4 separate regions of the Homo sapiens genome follow, and all the other regions are linked to region 3. The links are chromatin contacts, found by Hi-C or POLR2A ChIA-PET in ENCODE. All regions are on one chromosome and are shown on one strand. The core of a region is the stretch at or near the end of the contact, and the rest is flanking DNA. Distances in the headings are between cores, read along the strand shown.

What was found. Hi-C counts contacts between places; a loop is a spot of excess contacts on that map. ChIA-PET counts read pairs that join two places held with the same protein, here RNA polymerase II (POLR2A). Pooled maps may share reads with other maps.
Region 1: a pooled map shows a loop between it and region 3 (4-fold over the local background). The contact joins the promoter of TMEM156 here to the promoter of LINC01258 in region 3. A Hi-C loop is called at or near these places in 5 of 50 pooled maps. POLR2A ChIA-PET finds 5 or more read pairs at or near these places in 2 of 52 experiments (activated CD4-positive, alpha-beta T cell and activated T-cell).
Region 2: a map with no recorded cell type shows a loop between it and region 3 (1.8-fold over the local background). The contact joins the enhancer-like site here to the promoter of LINC01258 in region 3. A Hi-C loop is called at or near these places in 1 of 168 maps with a recorded cell type or tissue (mammary epithelial cell), 11 of 37 single-sample maps with no recorded cell type and 12 of 50 pooled maps. POLR2A ChIA-PET finds 5 or more read pairs at or near these places in 1 of 52 experiments (activated T-cell).
Region 4: a pooled map shows a loop between it and region 3 (7-fold over the local background). The contact joins the promoter of TLR1 here to the promoter of LINC01258 in region 3. A Hi-C loop is called at or near these places in 5 of 37 single-sample maps with no recorded cell type and 8 of 50 pooled maps.

Annotation. Positions count from the first base shown.
Region 1 is chr4:39,030,454-39,034,665 of GRCh38, forward strand. TMEM156 (transmembrane protein 156) reads right to left here and starts at 1,956. Exons shown (of 7, transcript NM_024943.3): 1 at 1,773-1,956. The coding sequence starts at 1,860.
Region 2 is chr4:38,186,431-38,190,917 of GRCh38, forward strand. No RefSeq gene overlaps it. Among named protein-coding and RNA genes, the nearest start is that of LINC02513, 180 kb to the right of the region's middle. RefSeq lists enhancers at 785-954, 3,127-3,296. Within about 2 kb of position 3,186, at least 11 of the 41 ENCODE cell types and tissues checked have a DNase peak (open chromatin) inside an H3K27ac peak, as active enhancers do; they include mammary epithelial cell, where a contact is called at or near this core.
Region 3 is chr4:38,520,536-38,525,062 of GRCh38, forward strand. LINC01258 (long intergenic non-protein coding RNA 1258) reads right to left here and starts at 2,645. Exons shown (of 8, transcript NR_110951.1): 1 at 2,568-2,645. RefSeq lists an enhancer at 3,819-3,868.
Region 4 is chr4:38,803,019-38,807,479 of GRCh38, forward strand. It overlaps TLR1 (toll like receptor 1), which reads right to left and starts at 1,773. Exons shown (of 4, transcript NM_003263.4): 1 at 1,736-1,773; 2 at 1,288-1,364. RefSeq lists enhancers at 973-1,022, 1,259-1,428, 1,295-1,464, 1,372-1,541, 1,476-1,645 and 1 more.

The DNA.
Region 1 (4,212 bases), core at 706-3,205, 510 kb after region 3:
ATAGAAGGGGCTCCCATCTGTCCCCCACTAAGAATTTCTCTGTGCTTCATCTATCTTCTTTCTGCTCACCACTGCCCCAGAAGGCCATGCTTCTCACTTTGAGAAACAAAAACTAAAAGAACTACATGTCTGCCCCAAAATGAAAACCTTTAACATGCTCCTGTAGTCACCAGTTCTCATAAAATACTAACCAATAGTTAATTAAGTCATTTTTGGGATGATTACCTGGTTTTTATTAGATCCAACCTGATTTTTAAGAGGTGCTAGGTGTAGATCGATAGCTAGCTAGCTAGCTAGATAGATATATAGATAGAACCTACTCCGGATAACTATTAAATGAGCTTACTCTCAGCCCACAATATCTTAAAAATAGATTATCTTTATTCTAACTATTCTCTTTATAACACATTTTCACCCAGTGGAATCAAGCACTGAAAATATGTGCTATGATTGCTTCATCTAAGTAACATAATGCCAGAAAACCAAATTGTAGTCATAGTGTTTATTTAGCAAAAATATTTTTAACTCGCTACTTAGCATCATGTAAATGCAACATCAAATAATCACTGAAATATGTCATCAAATATAATTAGCAAAAATATTTTTATCTGGCTATTTAGCATTACATATATGCAACAATAAATATTCATTGCAGCAAATAATCAAATATGAGTTTTTCTCTGATTTTAATCAAATTCATATAAAGACTATTTAATGATAGAATACAGCCTTTTCTTTTCACCTTTTCTTCTTATTAAATGCTAGGGAGCACAATTACCATTTGAACCTCACATTAATAAATTTTCAAGTCCTTTGCTAACATCAAAATAGTTTAAATTTATACCTATTTATTTTCCTAATCTAGGTTTCAGCAATTATATCACAATTTTCTGAAACGTTCACAAAGTTAATTTTGTTCCATTTTTCTCCAGTTACAAATACATACACATACATCTGTTTAAATTTCCACTCACCTTATTTTGATTGTATTTTCAAAATATATAAACGCTTTTTCTTGTCAAAAGGTGACGGTAAGTTATCTGTGTGAAATAGTTGTAGTAAAGGGAATTCTAGCATTTTTAACACAATAAATATCACTTTCTTCATTAAAGAATTCCAAAATGTAAAAAGCATACTTAAAGCTGCTTTGGGCCAGGCACAGTGGCACAAGCCTGTAATCTCAGCATTTTGGGAGGCCGAGGTGGGTGGATCACAAGGTCAGGAGTTCAAGACCAGTTTGGCCAACATGGTGAAACCGTGTCTCTACTAAAAATACAAAAATTAGCCAGGCATGGTGGTGGGCGCCTGTAATCCCAGCTACTCGGAGGCTGAGGCAGGAGAATTGCTTGAATCCGGCAGGCAGAGGTTGCAGTGAGCCAAGATTAGGCCATTGCACTCCAGCCTGAGCGACAGAGACTCCATCTCAAAAAAAAAAAATAAAAAATAAAAAAATAAAAAAAAACTGCTTTGAAGAAAGTGTTTCAAAGAGCAAAATCATGATGCAATTATTGTAATCTCAATGTCTGAAATCTAGACTACAGATTTTAAATATTTTCATTTTTAGGTATGCTATGATAATTAAGTACTATGAATTAGGTTACTGTACTATATAACAGTCAACTAAAATTGCAATCTTGTTTTATTAGTTTTTCAGATCTAGAACTTCAGCCTATGCAGCATGTGTCCAAAAAGAGGATCTTTTCTGTAACCACTAGCTGACACTAATTTTTTTAAATTAAGAAAGGAAAGCTAGATTACAATTATATACTCACCTTTCGGTGTCTTGAAATATTCCGGCAAAATTAAAATGAATGTGATCACTATTGCCACAAATAATTTAAGGAGGGCTGTTTTTGTCATGTCTCTTCACATGACACAAATGTGTTCCCTTGCAGTACATTCATGGTATGTTGCTTCCTGCTTTAAGTTTATCTCTGCAGCACTTTAGGTTAATGCAGTTCACCTCATACTCACTTCCTTTTGAGTAAGACTTAAAAAAAAAAAAAGGTCTTGAACTGAGACTTCACTTTTGAGTCACTTCCCATTAAAAAAAAAAACTACCCCCCAAATAAGCACTTTCAGACCATTTATTTGTCTTTCTAAGCAAGAAAGGTAAATAAATGATCTCAAGAAGCAAGGGGATCTTCTCCCCACCCAATTTATAAATATAAACCCACAGTATACTCACAAAAATAAAACGGTGGGCTGGGCGAAGTGGCTCACATCTGTAATCCCAGCACTTTGGGAGGCCAAGGCAGAAGGATCACTTGAGTTCAGGAGTTTGAGTCCAGACTGGTCAATAGAGCAAGCCCTCCTCTCTACAAAAATAATTTTAATATAGCTAGGTGTGGTGGTGCACTCCTGTAGTCCCAGCTACTCAGGAAGCTGAGGATCACTTGAACCCAGAAATTTGAGACTGCAGTGAGCCATGACAGGCCACTGCACTCCAGCCTGGGTGACAGAGTGAGATCCCTTCTCAAGAGAGAAAGAAATAAAAGGGTGAATGTCAGTCATGTCTAGGTTGCATGCACATGACTCATTCATTTACTTATTAAATGATTGTCGATCCTGTTTGGTGCCAGGTGCTGTGCTGAATTCTGGTGTTCAGAAAATAGTACATCTAGAAGATAGAAACATTTTAACCATTGCCAATTTAAAAGGAAAAAAAAGTATTGTTTAATTTGCATTTGTTTGGTTGACAGTAATTCTAAAGATTTTTAATATTTGCTGGCAATTTGAATTTCTTTTGTTAATTGCATGTTCATGTCTTTTATTGCAGCATTTATATCCTTCCTGTTGATCTATAAGACTTTTTTCTCTATTGGGAATATGAAATCTTTGCATATGTTTTGCAAACATTTTTCCCAGGTTGTCATTTGCCTTTTCATTTTGTATATGGTGGGAGTTTTTCCACCCAACTATTTTGTAACAGAGTATAAAACACGTACCTAAAAGTTTTATGCAGAGAAACACAGTTCTTCATTGTATTTCTAATATTACACGAAATAATGTATAGTTTATCAATTTAATCATTTATTCTTTTGTTTTTGTTTTTTGTTTTTTGAAACGGAGTCTCAATCTGTCTCCAGGCTGGAGTGCAGTGGTGCAATCTTGGCTCACTGCAACCTCTGCCTCCCAGATCCAAGTGATCCTCCTGCCTCAGCCTCCTGAGTAGCTGAGACTACAGGCATGCACCACCACGCCCAGCTAATGTTTTGTATTTTTAGTAGAGACGGGGTTTCACCATGTTAGCCAGGATGGTCTCGATCTATTGACCTCGTGATCTGCCCACCTCAGCCTCCCAAAGTGCTGCAGTTACAGGCGTGAGCCACCAAGCCCGGTCTCATTTATTCTTAAATACAAAGTTTACTTGCAGCCTGATTTTGGCTTCCTGAAATGCACCAAAACTCGGTCATCTCCCTTGAAGTGGCAACATCTGACTCTCTAACATCCTGTTAGGGTTGATGATAATACTAATGGCCCACATCTCCATAGTTTTGTTTTACAATTTCCAAAGCACTTTTACAAATATTAGATTATTTTTTAAAAACACAAATATTAGATTATAAAGGGGATTCTAGGAACTGCTAGAAATGGCTACAAATCTGCAATTACTTACCCACTGCAAGCTTCTCCTTCCTATTTCAATGAAGGAATAAGAGATTAACGAATCTCAAACACAAGAGGTTGTTGCTACTACGCTAGTGTTTAACTTTCCTAAGTCTTATATTTCATATCTGAGATCCAGGTTCTCAAAAATACTTTAATGTGTTTCTATTTCTAATCAAGACCAAACGTCTTAATTAAATAATTATGCATTCTGTGTTAGATACAAATGTTTAAAATTGAGAGGATCTTTTATATCAAGGAGGTGCTCTACCCTAGGAAAGCAAAAGCAATATACTTTTTAGAAAATTATAAATAGCAGCCTTAAAAAGGATAGTTTAAATTTAACTTCTACATATTTATTAATATACGAAATATACGCTTTTATATACTTTATATGAGTAATTTTTTTTCCTAGTTGAAACTGTCCTCTATCCCTTCACTATATTCTGTGGAAAGGTCTTTATTGGATCAACAGCAGCAGCAACAATCGATGGCATTTACTGAACATTTACTATGTGCTACTGCAGTGTTGAATGTTTTGTATGAATTATTTTATCCAATTCCCCAGCAACTCTCTCAGGGAGTTGCTGTTATTCCAATTGG
Region 2 (4,487 bases), core at 1,936-4,435, 330 kb before region 3:
CCCTGTGTGCATGTCTGCATGTGCATATTTCTTCCTTTTTATAAGAACACCACCATTCGTATTGGATTAGAAGCCACCCTACTCCAGTATGATCCCATCTTGAAACGAATTACAGACAGTCCCCCACCTAATGACGGTTCCACTTACAATATTTCTGCTTTATGATTGTATGGAAGTGACATGCATTCGGTTCAGTATTCAATAAATCACGTGAGATATTCAACACATTATTATAAAATAGGTTTTGTGTTAGGTGATTTTGCTCCAGTGTAGACTAATGTAAGTGTTCTGAGAATGTTTAAGGTAGACTAAACTATGGCATCCAGTAGATTAGGTATATTAAATGCATTTTTGACTTAACAGCATTTTCAACCTATGATGGGATTATCAGGTCATAACCTCATTGTAAGTTGAGGAGCATCTGTACATCTGCAATGACCCTATTTCCAAATAAGGTCACCGTCTGAGCTACTGGGGGTTAGGACTTCAACATATGAATGTTAGGGGGATACAGTCCCACCTGTAACACTCCCTGTAGCCCTTCTCTGTCGCTGGCTGAAACCAGCTGGTTGACATGTGGACATCCACCTTCTCGCTTCTGGCATAGGGACTCACAACCCTGGGTACAAAATGGAAATCACCTGGAAGATTTTGAAAGAAATACCCAAGATGCCCAGTGGGATTTTCCCTAGCATGTGCAGGGTCCTCGGTACACATTGTTTGCTGGGGCACTTATCTATAAAAATAAGCTGACTAGAAAATGCATGACAAAATTTATGGGCCCATATGAGGTACAGTGATGCATTGAAGAAAAATTAGAATGGGTAGAAGAGAGTTACTTATGATTTATGTATTGTCCAGTTAGTGCACATAGAGATTCTTCGCGGGGTTTAGACAGAATCTCTTCCTGTTCTTTATCATCAAATGTACCATTCCTGATTAATTTCATATCTCCTACTGTAAGAGAAAGATAGCAACACTGTTATTACAATGCCAGGGCTCTTCAGAACAGTTTGTATTGAAAGAATAGATTTTGTTTCTGCTTTGCCTCAATACTGTTAATTTGAGGGTTGTTTCATTGTTAAGGGTCAACTGTCTCATCTGGTGTGTTCGATGTGATTATCAGCTCTCAATGGTCTGTTAAAGGTGCTTTCCCCTTGGTGAACAGAAAATGCAAGTCTTTCCCAGTATGCAAGAAAGTGTGAAGGATAATTCTTTTTTGGTGATGTGAAACTTACTCTTTAAAGTTTTCTAGCACAAACGTAGGATACTGTTATGGTTTGGCTGTGTCCCCACCCAAATCTCATCTTGAATTGTAGCTCCCGTAATTCCCATGTGTTGTGGGAGGGACCCTGTGGGAGATAATTGAATCATGGGGGCGGGTCTTTCCCATGCTATTCTCATGATAGTGAATAAGTTTCATGAGATCTGATGGTTTTATAAAGGGGAGTTTTCCTGCACAAGCTCTCTTTGCCTGCCGCCATCCATATAAGACTTGACTTGCTCCTCCTTGCCTTCCACCATGATTGTGAGGCCTCTCCAACCACGTGGAACTGCAAGTCCATTAAATCTCTTTCCTTTATAAACTACCCAGTCTCGGGTATGTCTTTATTAGCAGCATGAGAACAGACTAATACAGATACCTTCCAACCATGTTCTGAATCCACCAGGCAGTAATTACTACCTTCCTGAAATGTGGTATATTTCCATAGGGACTGCATTCCTGCCTGCCAGGCAGTGCCACCAGCCTGTAGGGTAGTGGCTTGTGGAAAGAGTGAGAAGAGCAGGCCTCTTCCTGCAACTGTCTACCCTCATCAGGCACGGCCTGAGACCGACAGCGACTGCGGGACATCACTGCATCTGTGGGAGATGAGAGGACAATGACCCGCAGGGTCTGTTTGCCTTTAGGAGCAATGGACTGGACAGCCACCCTGGGAAGACTGTGGAGCCTGCAGCAGGTGTGGGTGGCTGGCCTGGGTGGCCGCAATCAGGCGTGCACAGCTAATGTCGCAGCCCCTACTGCTCAGTGTGGAGGACCTTAGGAGGATCCCAGCATGGAGGGCGAGAGCCATGCACAACCCACACATGTGACTCAAGTGGGGTCTGCGGTGGATGGTCTGTAGCCAGGGCCCTGAACATGCCCTATACGCCATGTGAGTGAATTGCCCCAAATCAGCACCACTGGTGGCCTCACCTCTCATGCAAGAAACATTGCTCTGGGCAGTGGGAGTGGCCCAGGCCACCCTCCTAGTCGTGACGATTGCAAAGGCACGAGTCACCAAGCTCTGTGGGTACCTGCATCCTGATCCTTGCTCAGGGTGCCCCCGGGGACGATTCTGACAGTTCCTGCAGGTGTAGGCACGGATGTGCAACCTGGAAAATTTCAAGGAAGGTGCCCCAGGGCACAGGCCAGGATAGGCTGGCTCCCTTCCCGGGTCTAAGGGCCATTCTGCTGCCCAGCCGCAAACCCGGAAGATTCTGATCTATGGGGCTGGGGCGTGGCTCCCCCACCATAGGTATAAAAACCTCCTCAGGTGACTCTCCCGTGCAGCCAGGTTGAGAACCACAGTGACCTCGCTCACTGACTCACAAATTTGTTGGCACATTGGAATCACCAGGGAGGTTTAATACATTCTAAGCCTGGATGCCACTCCCTGAGTTTTGACTTAATTGGTCTGGGGTGTAACCTAGCATTGGGATTGGAGAATCAATGACCTCTCATTTGAGGTGGTTTTTTAAAACCTCCAGTGGTGCCCTACATCTGATTGGCTATCAGTTGCACACTTAGCTTGGAAGGCCCCTGGATGCTGGTTTTGTGGGAGAGATTCCCCTTGCCCACTCTTTCATTGCCTGATTGGCTTCCCTGACCCCACAGGTGGCATCTTCCTCAAGTCAACCAGCGTGGTAGTCAGAGAGGGCTAACAGGAATGGGGAAAAACTTTCAACCTCCAGAGGAGTGGAAATACTGGGACTGTGGTCACACCTGGTCAACAGTCCTAAATATGAGTGTGAAAAGTCACTTGAACATTCAGAGACAAAGCTCTGGTCTCTGGTCACCACCCCTCTTTTTTTTTGAGCCAGAGTCTTGCTCTGACACCCAGGCTGGAGTGCAGTGGCAAGATACTGCTCACTGCAGCCTCGACCTCCTGGGCTCAAGCAATCCTCCTACCTCAGCCTTCTGAGTCACTGGAACTACAGGCGTGAGTCACTGAGCCTGGCTCTCCAACCCCTTTTAGAGGCTTTTTAGTTCTCAGGCTGCAGTGTAAACTGACTTTCTCTGACCCCAGGGATGAGTCAGGCAAATGTGAAGCCAAGGGGTCAACATGGAGCTGCTTCTTCCGTGGAGTATCAATTTTATTTGACAATGTACATTTGGAAAGTCAAGTAAACTTACTGACTAGAAATGCACAACCTTATTTTAATATCATAATACATGAGAATATTGTAAACCATGATGCATAACTTGCATAATTAAAAATGAAAATCAATTATTTTTATTTTTACTTTTAGATACAGGTTCTTGTTCCATCACCCAGGCTGAAGTGCAGTGGTGGAATCCATAGCTCACTGCAGCTGCAAACTCGTGGCCTCAAGCAATCCTCTTGCCTTGGGCTCCCAAAGTGCTGGGATTATAATCATGAGCCAACACACCTGGCCAGTCTAAGACATTTTATGCTTGCACTGGATGTTTCAGAACAGGCATCCCCATTCCCCATTTATCTTGTATTAAGAGTTGTTTGTTAAAAAAGCTTGAGACCCACTGGAACTAGTAGGTTCAACCTATTTCTCTGTGATCTAAATGAATTCGCATAGGATTTTTCTCTGCTGGGGATGTTCTTCCCTCACTTGGTTACCTGATGAACTCCCATTTGCCCCTCAAAGCCCGCCTTAGATTTCTAGCATACCTTTCTTCTCCTGTCAGTGAGAGGTTATCACCACCTACTCTGTACTGTGCTTAGTACATATCTGCGTTTATGCTTATTCCGCATTGGTGTAATTTATTTGTTTATGTGTCTATTTCATCTATAAGACTAGATACTCTTTGAGGGCAGGAATTACATTTCATACATTGTTCTTCCTCATCTTAGCACCAGGCCTGGCATAGAGCAGATCTCAACAAGAGTTAGTTGATTAAAAGCCATGTTTTTCTTTACTTCTTAAAGAATAACTGAAAAATCCCAAACGCTCCAAATTGCTGCTAGTTGAAATTCAAAAGGAGATCGTTTTGGTGCTTTTTTCTGAGTCAGCTGTGTGACTCTGAGTATGCCCAGAAAACACAGGAGTTGCCCTGGCAGGGGGGTTGGTTATAGAGGGGTTGTCACTAGATCCTGGCCCCTTGGGGAAAGGGAGAGAGGAGGACATTGAAGAAGGGACAGTCCAGCAGCTGGCCCAGCTGTGGGGCCTGTGGTCTCCCCTCCTCTGCCCCCTCCCGTGCTCTTTGGATAGCCTTGTACTTACAGCCACTTGGACAAGCCTTAGCATTGTTT
Region 3 (4,527 bases), core at 1,395-3,894:
GGAAGTAATTAAATCATGGGAGCAGGTCTTTCCCATGCCATCCTCGTGATAGTGAATAAGTTTCATGAGATCTGATGGTTTTAAAAAGGGGAGTTTCCCTGCACACGCTCTCTTCTCTTGTCTGCCAACCTGTGAGACGTGCCTTTCACCTACCGCCATGATTGTGAGGCCTCCCCAGCCACATGGAACTGTGAGTTCATTAAAGCTCTTTCTTTTGTAAATTGCCCAGTCTCGGGTATGTCTTTATTAGCAGCATGAAAACGGACTAATACGGTTATCAAAGCCAATATCAACAGTGATGAATTACGTTGAGAACACAGACCCTCAATACACAGTAACAGGAATGGTACTTTATCACTGTGATTTTCCTTCCAAAAACCCATAACTTCAGTCTAATCATGAGAAAACCATCAGATAAATTCCAGTAGGGGGGTATCCTACAAAATGCTTGATCAGTACTCCTCAAAACTGTCAAAGTCACCAAAAAGTCTGAGAAACAGTCACAGCCAACCAGGAGCCTAAGGAGACACGGCAAATAAGTGCCACATGGAACCTGGATGAGATCCAGAGGGAGAAAAAGGACATTAAATAGAAACTAAGGAAATGTGAGCAAACTATGGACTTTGGTTCGCAATAATGTATCAATACTGGTTTATTTGTCATAACAAACCCACCATAAGGAAGGTGATATTAGCAATGGGGTAAACTGGGTGACAGAGTGTACTGTACACGGGAACTCTATACTATCTTCTCAATTTTCCTGTGAATCTATCACTGTTCTAAAAAGTAAAGTTTATTAAAAAAAAAAAAAAAAGTTTGAGCTCTCACTTTCCCCTCCCCACATCTTATGTTTAGGGCCTGTTATGGGTTGAATTATTTACCCCCAAAATGCATATGTCCAAGTCCTAACACCTAGGACCTCAGTATGACTTTATTTGGAGGTGAGGTCTTTACAGAGGCAATCAAGTGAAAGTGGGGTCATTAGAGTGAGCCCTAATCCATTATGACTAGTGTCCTTATAAAAAAGAGCTATGCACAGAGGGAAGACACAGAGAGAAGATGGGCATCTACAAGGCCAAAGGGAGAGGCCTAGAACAAATCTTTCCTTCACAACCTGCAGAAGGACTCTGACAACATTTTGATCTGGTCTTCCAGACACCAGAACTGGGAGATGATAAATTTCTGTTGTTTAAGCCACCTGGTTCGTGGCATTTTGTTACGGCAGTCTTTGCACGCTAATAAAGGGGCCAAAGAGGAGGGGTTCAACTCATTTGCACCAGAGCAGAAGGATATAGGAGCTGGTGCTTTGAGTTGGAAGGGGCAAAGACCTAAACCATGTAAGCTGATTTCTCAGTGTTATGAAGCGGGGTGGAGGCTTGGAGTTTCTTTGAAATCCTTGCCCCACTTACACAGGGCTTCCCAGACATTGGGGTGTTATCATGGTTACATTCTGCAAGCTGCAGCCTCAAACCCTGGAAGAATGTCTGTGACAAAGCTTGCAGATAGTAAATCAGGCCACCAGGAAAGGAGATCCCCTGGATTTCGGTGTCCCAAAGGCACCAAGAAGGATAATGACCACAAGTGATGGAGAAGGGGCCAGCCGGACACGGTGGCTCACGCCTGTAATCCCAGCACTTTGGGAGGCTGAGGTGGGCAGATCACGAGGTCAGGAGATTGAGACCATCCTGGCTAACACGGTGAAACCCCATCTCTACTAAAAATACAAAAAATTAGCCAGGAGTGGTGGCAGGAACCTGTAGTACCAGCTACTTGGGAGGCTGAGGCAGGAGAATGGCATGAATCTGGGAGGCGGAGCTTGCAGTGAGCTGATATTGCACCACTGCACTCCAGCCTGGGCGACAGGCGAGATTCTGTCTCAAAAAAAAAAAAAAAAAGGGCCTCCTCTCTCATTTTTTAAGCACCACATAAGTCCCAAGGAGCGTGTTATTATAACCTTATGAAAGAGAATGGTTTCCCTAAAATGTAATTGTGATAAGATTTTTCAACCCTTAAAAGCAAAGGCTCAGACCCACAGTTAATTGAGAAATGTGACTTTTTTTTTTTTTTTATAGAGACGGGGACTTGTTATGTTGCCCAAGCTGGTCTTGAACTCCTGGCCTCTAGCAATCTTCCCACCTTGGCCTTTCAAAATGTTGGGATTATAGGAGTGAGCCAACACATCTGGCCAGAAATGTGACATTTTTGATCCAATGGTTGGGGTTCAAATTCAAGCTTGTTAAACAAATTAAGAAAATCAAAATCACCTATAACACGTCGTCTTATACCCATAACTTTCCAGAACACAGGTTGGCTCCTACAGATAATTTTACAATAGGCAGAATGCTAGCAACATTTTATGAGCTGTGGTATGCTTTCTCTAGGCTGTCTGTGATAGGTTGCCTTCATGGAGAGTCCAAAATCAAGACTGGGACAAGGGGGCTGTTGCTTAAGGCTTGAGCCAGATGTTGGATCTCCCCAGCAAGAGCATAGGTCATTTCTGGGACCTTCCCTTTCATCCTCACCAGAGTTCAACATCCACTCTGACAGGGAAAATGCAGAGGACCTACCATGAGCACATGAAATTCTGAAGCGTAACCCATCAGGCTTCTCCTCAGCCTGGCCCTCAAGACAACTAGGTCATCACTGATTCCAGATTCTCCTTATTCCAGACTCCACCCCCTGCAGTGTTCTACGTCTTCTGAAAGGGCCGGTGCAGGGCGCCCATGACTTGTCATTTTTCCTAGGTCAGCACATCCTTGTTCTCACCACTGGAAGTCAAGGCTGAAAAATCTGATTTGGTTCACCTGGCTTACTGGCACTATTTACTGGTGTGCACAGCAGATTTGATTTATGATAAGTCTGTTGAAAATGTCACTTTGGGGCTTTGAGGTGTGGTGGGGGTCGGGGGTGGATGCTGCATTTTGTTTTGGAAAAGAGGGCAGGACTTTTGCCTATGCTTTTCAAATAGGAGGAAAAATTAAGTTCACGGTTTGATTCCTAAAGAATCAAAAAGTGGAGCTAGATAAAAATCATACCAATAGGCAATTGGGAGATCCCAAGCCTTTTTCTTTTCCAGGAGAAACTTGAGTTTGAGTTTTCAAAATGAACGAAATATTTCCAAGGAAGTAAAAGTGGGCCTCCTTTGCCGGCCATCCCTCTTCCCCCATACCCTCTTCCTCTTTTCTCCTCCCTTCCTTCCCCTTTTCTTTTTTCATCTGCCCTTCAGTCACCATCTGTACTACTGTAGGAAATGGGAAAAAGACCTACGCTAAATCAGCATCCTACTCTACCTCTTACAAAGTCAGGAAAATATCTTTTTAAAAAAATGTTTGAAATTAATGCGCACCTATCCAGATCTCTGTTTGAACAAGGGCTGTCATTTCTGATAAAGGCACGGTTTTCCGAGATCGTGGAGAGCCCAAGTGTGGAGCTTTAAGAACCCTGACAACCACCAGTCTTGTTTCGGGTCATGAGTGCACCATTGGTTACCCTGATGTTGAGTCAGCATTCTCCAGACCACATAAAGGTCAGGTCTATCTTCACAAAGTGAAAGTGCTGAATTATATCGAAACCATAGAAAAAAAAATAAGCCAACCCTGCCTCGAGTCTCTAAGTCTCTGCTCCGACAGTTTTGTTTTTATCTGGAATTACAGTAAACTCATTTCGGCATGGTTGCGGCATGTGGTATTCTGAGTAACTGACTCTTCTACCTAATTGCAAGTTGCCACATACTCTCTACAGCCCTTCTTCCTTTCCCTGCGCCAGCTCCTCTGTCAGTTTCACCCGCTTGGCTGGGTCCAGACTTGTCTCCTTTTCTAGGTGGGGCAATAGATCAGTGGCCTGGGATACACCATGGTAGGTGGGACTTCAGAATTCAGGCACAGGCCAGGCGCACTGGCTTACACTTATAATTCCAGCACTTTGGGAGGCCAAGGCTGGCAGATCACTTGAGGTCAGGAGTTCAAGACCAGCCTGGCCAACATGGTGATACCTCACCTTACTAAAAATTCAAAAATTAGCTGGGCGTGGTGGCGGGTGCCTGTAATCCCAGCTACTCAAAAGGCTGAGGCAGGAGAATCGCTTGACTCCAGGAGGCGGTGGTTGCAGTAAGCCAAGATCGTGCCACTGCACTCCAGCCTGGGTGACAGGTCAACTCTGTCTCAAAAAAAAAAAAGAAGAGTTTAGGCACAAAGTCAACCAGAGTTGGACTGTGTGCATCCTGGGAGTCCTGGAGCCCCTTGGGGAACTCCTGCCCACCCTGTGTTGGGGGCAAAGAGTCAGGAAGGTTTGTGCTCAGATTCTGCCTCTGCTATGGCCTCTGATTACTCTGTGACCGCTGGCAAATTGTGACCTTACCTGTAAAGTGGGGACACTAATACCCCCTCACAGGACTGTTGAAAGAACTGGAGATGATGCATGTAAAATCATTTGGCACAGAGTAGGTGATCAGTGAATGTTGGTTCTTTTCTTGTGTCCTCATCCCCCACATCACAGCCTGCTCAATAATCCGGAGCCATGTCCCAATCT
Region 4 (4,461 bases), core at 523-3,022, 280 kb after region 3:
GCTTGCTTGTACCCAGAGAGAGAAAGAGTTAAGCTGCTGACCCTGAGGGCAAGGGAGAGCCGGACGCACAGTTGTGTGTGGAAGCTGCCGAACTAAGCAGCCAGGACAAGGCGGACAGTCTGAGAGAACTACTGTAAGTAAGCTGCTAATGAGAGCTGTTGCTGAATAAAATCACCTTTCACCTGCCTACGGCCCCCTGAGTGTTCTTTCAGCTATCTGCTCATCCACCCCCTCCCCTCAGACCTCAGTATGGGCTGGAACCTGGCCCTGGGCGTGACACTCTCTCTCTTACTCTAAAACTTGCCTCGGTCTCTCACTCTGCCTTATGCCCCTCACACAAATTCTTTCCACTGAGGAGGCAAGAATTAAGTTTCTACGACCCATATGGATTCACCACTGCTAACGCAAGCATTTAATGAAAGCATAGCTTCAGTTTTATGTCGAGCTAAATTAATTGACTCAAATATCTTCTATTTGCCTAACCTCCATCTTGCCCTTTCATTTAAAGTCATTAATTTTAAGTACTCAGTTTATGAAACCATTCTTATTTCTATAATTAAGAAATCAAAATGTTATACACAGGAATAACTGATTTTTAATACTTCCAGGATCTTTGAATTTTATATACCAAACTTGCTAAATCCATGAAAATCAATGTCTCAGTTTCCTAGACCAAAGAATTTTTTGATCAACGTCTTAATGACCATGACTGAGCCTCATCTATTTTAGAACCTTTAAACTCTTTTACTATCCAAAAAATAAGCTGAGCAGAAAAGGATGCTTTAATTTGAAAGTGTAAAATGCCTCTAGGTGAGCTTCTGTGAATTTTCATTATTATGATAGGTTTAGCCTCACATTATATGATACAATGAATCAATACATTTAATTTGTCTTCTTTTGGAGACTTTGGAGGCATCAAATCAAGGCTTTGACTGGTCTTAATGGACAATACCCATACAATCTATCTGGCCCATTAAGTTTAGTCCTGTAAATATTTACTAAGGGCCTTCTCTGCACAAGACCAAATAGCTATTAACCAAAGGTTAAAAGAATCTGAGACAGTTCAAGAACTGTTCTGCTTTGCTTTCTATGCGGTTTTGTGAACTCTTGCTTTGTTATAAAACAAATTCACTTTCAAGTCTTTTGACCAAATTGGATGTAGCCTGGGAAACATTTTCAAAACCTGCAATTCTACCTCACGTCTAGCTCCCCAGAACAGTGTTAGTGGCCTGAGAAACAGAAGGACTAGCTAGTGGGAAGGCCCCAGAGAGAAAAACTGAAACAAACCTGGCCACAAAAACAGAAGAGCTGAACAGCAGCATTGCCTCCGGGAGTAACTGACTTATATCTCATTTTCTTTAACACTGAGAAGAGAATACAAATGGCGGGATTAGGTGAAGAGAAATGCTGTCAAAATCAACAACTAGCAGCTGCTCTGGAAGAAAACCAGAAGACGTGTGTGACCCAAATATTCATTTCCCAACTCAAAAATATTTCCTATAAGCAAATCACACACGAGGTGTTATTCCCAGAGGAGTGTGGGGACTTTCTCTGATTTAGGACTCAGAACTGATACACAAATGCCAGTACAAACTACACAGTAACTATATACATATCAGAAATATAACCCACTTAGAAAAACACCCAGGACTTACACAGATTTTTGAGACTTCTGTACTTAATAACTAGCTATACAATTATTTTCTTTTACAAAAGAAAAGAATGTGTTGCTTACCAAGACAACCTGCTTGTCTGTTCCATTTGGCAGTCTGTAAGAAATTCAAGCACTTCCTTGAATTTATTTCACTGTTAACCACATTTGGTGTTGAAAACAAAACAAAACAAAAAGGCTGTTTTATGCCACCTACCGAATTCCACTGGAATTACATTACATAGTTAAGAATAAACTTATTTTCTCTTATTCATATGTAGCATAGTCTGTGGGTTACCTGATAGGCCTGTATTAAAATAGAATCACGTTTCTATGGTTCCAAATTTCACTACAGTCAGTTTACTATTGTCTACACTGATGAAGTAAATGAGGTAATGTTAATAATCCACAGATCATAATTGGCTGAATTCAAAATGCTTACCGTGGTGGCTATGCTTGGCAGAAGTGTGCGTCTGGGTGTGTTTCGGCTGCTTTGTTTTTCCTCTTGCCTTTTCATCCATCCACTATTAAAAGTGGAAAGAGGGAGGGGTCGAGATTAAAGTTTTGCTGAAGCACACTCGTAAAGAGGGAAGATCATTCATGTGCTGGTTACAGGATGGATGTTAATCACGTCTTTTTTGACAAGTTGATTTTCAGAGAAAATTTGGTGCTGAATTTTTTTCCACTGATCTTTTCAAGCTTTCTTCAAAACATATTTTTGTAAACCCTAAGTGAAAAATATGCTAAGAAGAAAAGAGATTCTTAGCGTGTTTTTCACATAGGGTTTATAAAAATCCTGGGGTTTGTTGACAGCATGTTCAAGGAAGACATTCTGATAGCTCTACTCTTGCCTTTTCCAGTAATGACAACAACAAAATAACAACACAATAAATGGGCAAATAAAGCTATGGGATTCCAGCTGACTGCCTCTGAAGTTGATCTCAGCCTGCATGGTGTCCAGTCAAAACCGGATGTGGGGATGACAAAACTGCCTCCCTTCCTTCCCTCCACGGTTCTCTCCCGTAATCAGCTTTTCTACCACACAGCGAGCAAGGCCAACTTCCCTAAACTAAGAATGCTGAGATTCTTTTCGACTTATAATGTTCTGACTGTCTCTCTCTGTTTCCCCTTACCTCAGAATTTGTTTAATAGAGGAAATATGTTATGTCTACAGATATTTTCTGAAACTGAAAGAATGAAACCACCCACCTGCCATTTCCTCCCTGAGACCCATAACTGGACAGGAGGGAGGTGTCTTTGACTAAGAATTTAGTTCCTGGCTCCCAAAGGCATTGACTTTGTGAATCCAGGCTGAGGGAGCAATGCCCAGGGGAGGGAAGTGGGCAGGGCAGTAAGGGAAGCTTCTCAGCACTCTGAATTCCTGTTTTTCCCCACAGACTCATCCCCACTACTCCCAGTTGTGTACATGATTACAAGTGTGTGTGTCTCTGCCCACCCCTAGCCCATACCTGGGCATTTCTTTTTGGATTCAGGGCAGTAAAAATATGCTGTCAATTAGATGTAATCTGTAGTTAGTTGTGTTTTTTTTTAACAAAACCTTATTGATATATAATTCACAAACCATAAAAAATTTCACCTTCCATAAAAAATTTCACAAACGATAAAAAATACACCCGTTTAAAGTGTATAATTCAGGCCGGGCATGGTAGCTCATGCCTACAATCCCAACACTTTGGGAGGCTGAGGCAGGCAGATCACCTGAGGTCAGGAGTTTGAGACCAGCCTAGTAGAGAAGGCGAAACCCCGTCTCTACTAAAAATAAAAAAAATTAGCCGGACGTGGTGGCACATGCCTGTGATCTCAGCTACTTAGGAGGCTGAGGCAGGAGAATCGCCTGAACCCAAGAGGCGGAGGTTGCAGTGAGCCAAGATCACACCACTGCACTCTAGCCTGGGTGACAGAGCAAGACTCTATCTCAAAAAATAAATAAATAAATAAATAAATAAATAAATAAATAAATAAATAAAATAAAGTGTCTAATTCGGAGGCACCTACCTGCCTCTTTTTCCCCCTGCTGTCCAGTGGGTCACCACAGAACAAACACACACTTGTAATCATGTACACCCATCAATCAACAAACACACACTTCCCCTCTACCTCTACACCTCTACCTCTACCTACCTCTACCCCTACCCCTACCCCTACCCCTACCCCTACCCCTACCTCTACCTCTACCTCCACGGTCTCCCTCTGATGCCGAGCCGAAGCTGGACTGTACTGCTGCCATCTCGGCTCACTGCAACCTCCCTGCCTGATTCTCTGCCTCAGCCTGCGGAGTGCCTGCCATTGCAGGCGCACGCCGCCACGCCTGACTGGTTTTTGTATTTTTTTGGTGGAGACGGGGTTTCGCTGTGTTGGCTGGGCTGGTTTCCAGCTCCTAACCGCGAGTGATCCGCCAGCCTCGGCCTCCTGAGGTGCCGGGATTGCAGACGGAGTCTGGTTCACTCAGTGCTCAATGTTGCCCAGGCTGGAGTGCAGTGGCGTGATCTCGGCTCGCTGCAACCTCCACCTCCCAGCTGCCTGCCTTGGCCTCCCAAAGTGCCGAGATTGCAGCCTCTGCCCGGCCGCCACCCCGTCTGGGAAGTGAGGAGCGTCTCTGCCTGGCCGCCCATCGTCTGGGACGTGAGGAGCCCCTCTGCCTGGCTGCCCAGTCTGGAAAGTGAGGAGCATCTCTGCCTGGCCGCCATCCCATCTAGGAAGTGAGGAGCGCCTCTTCCCGGCCGCCATCCCATCTAGGAAGTGAGGAGCGTCTCTGCCCGGCCGCCCATCGTCTGAGATGTGGGGAGCAC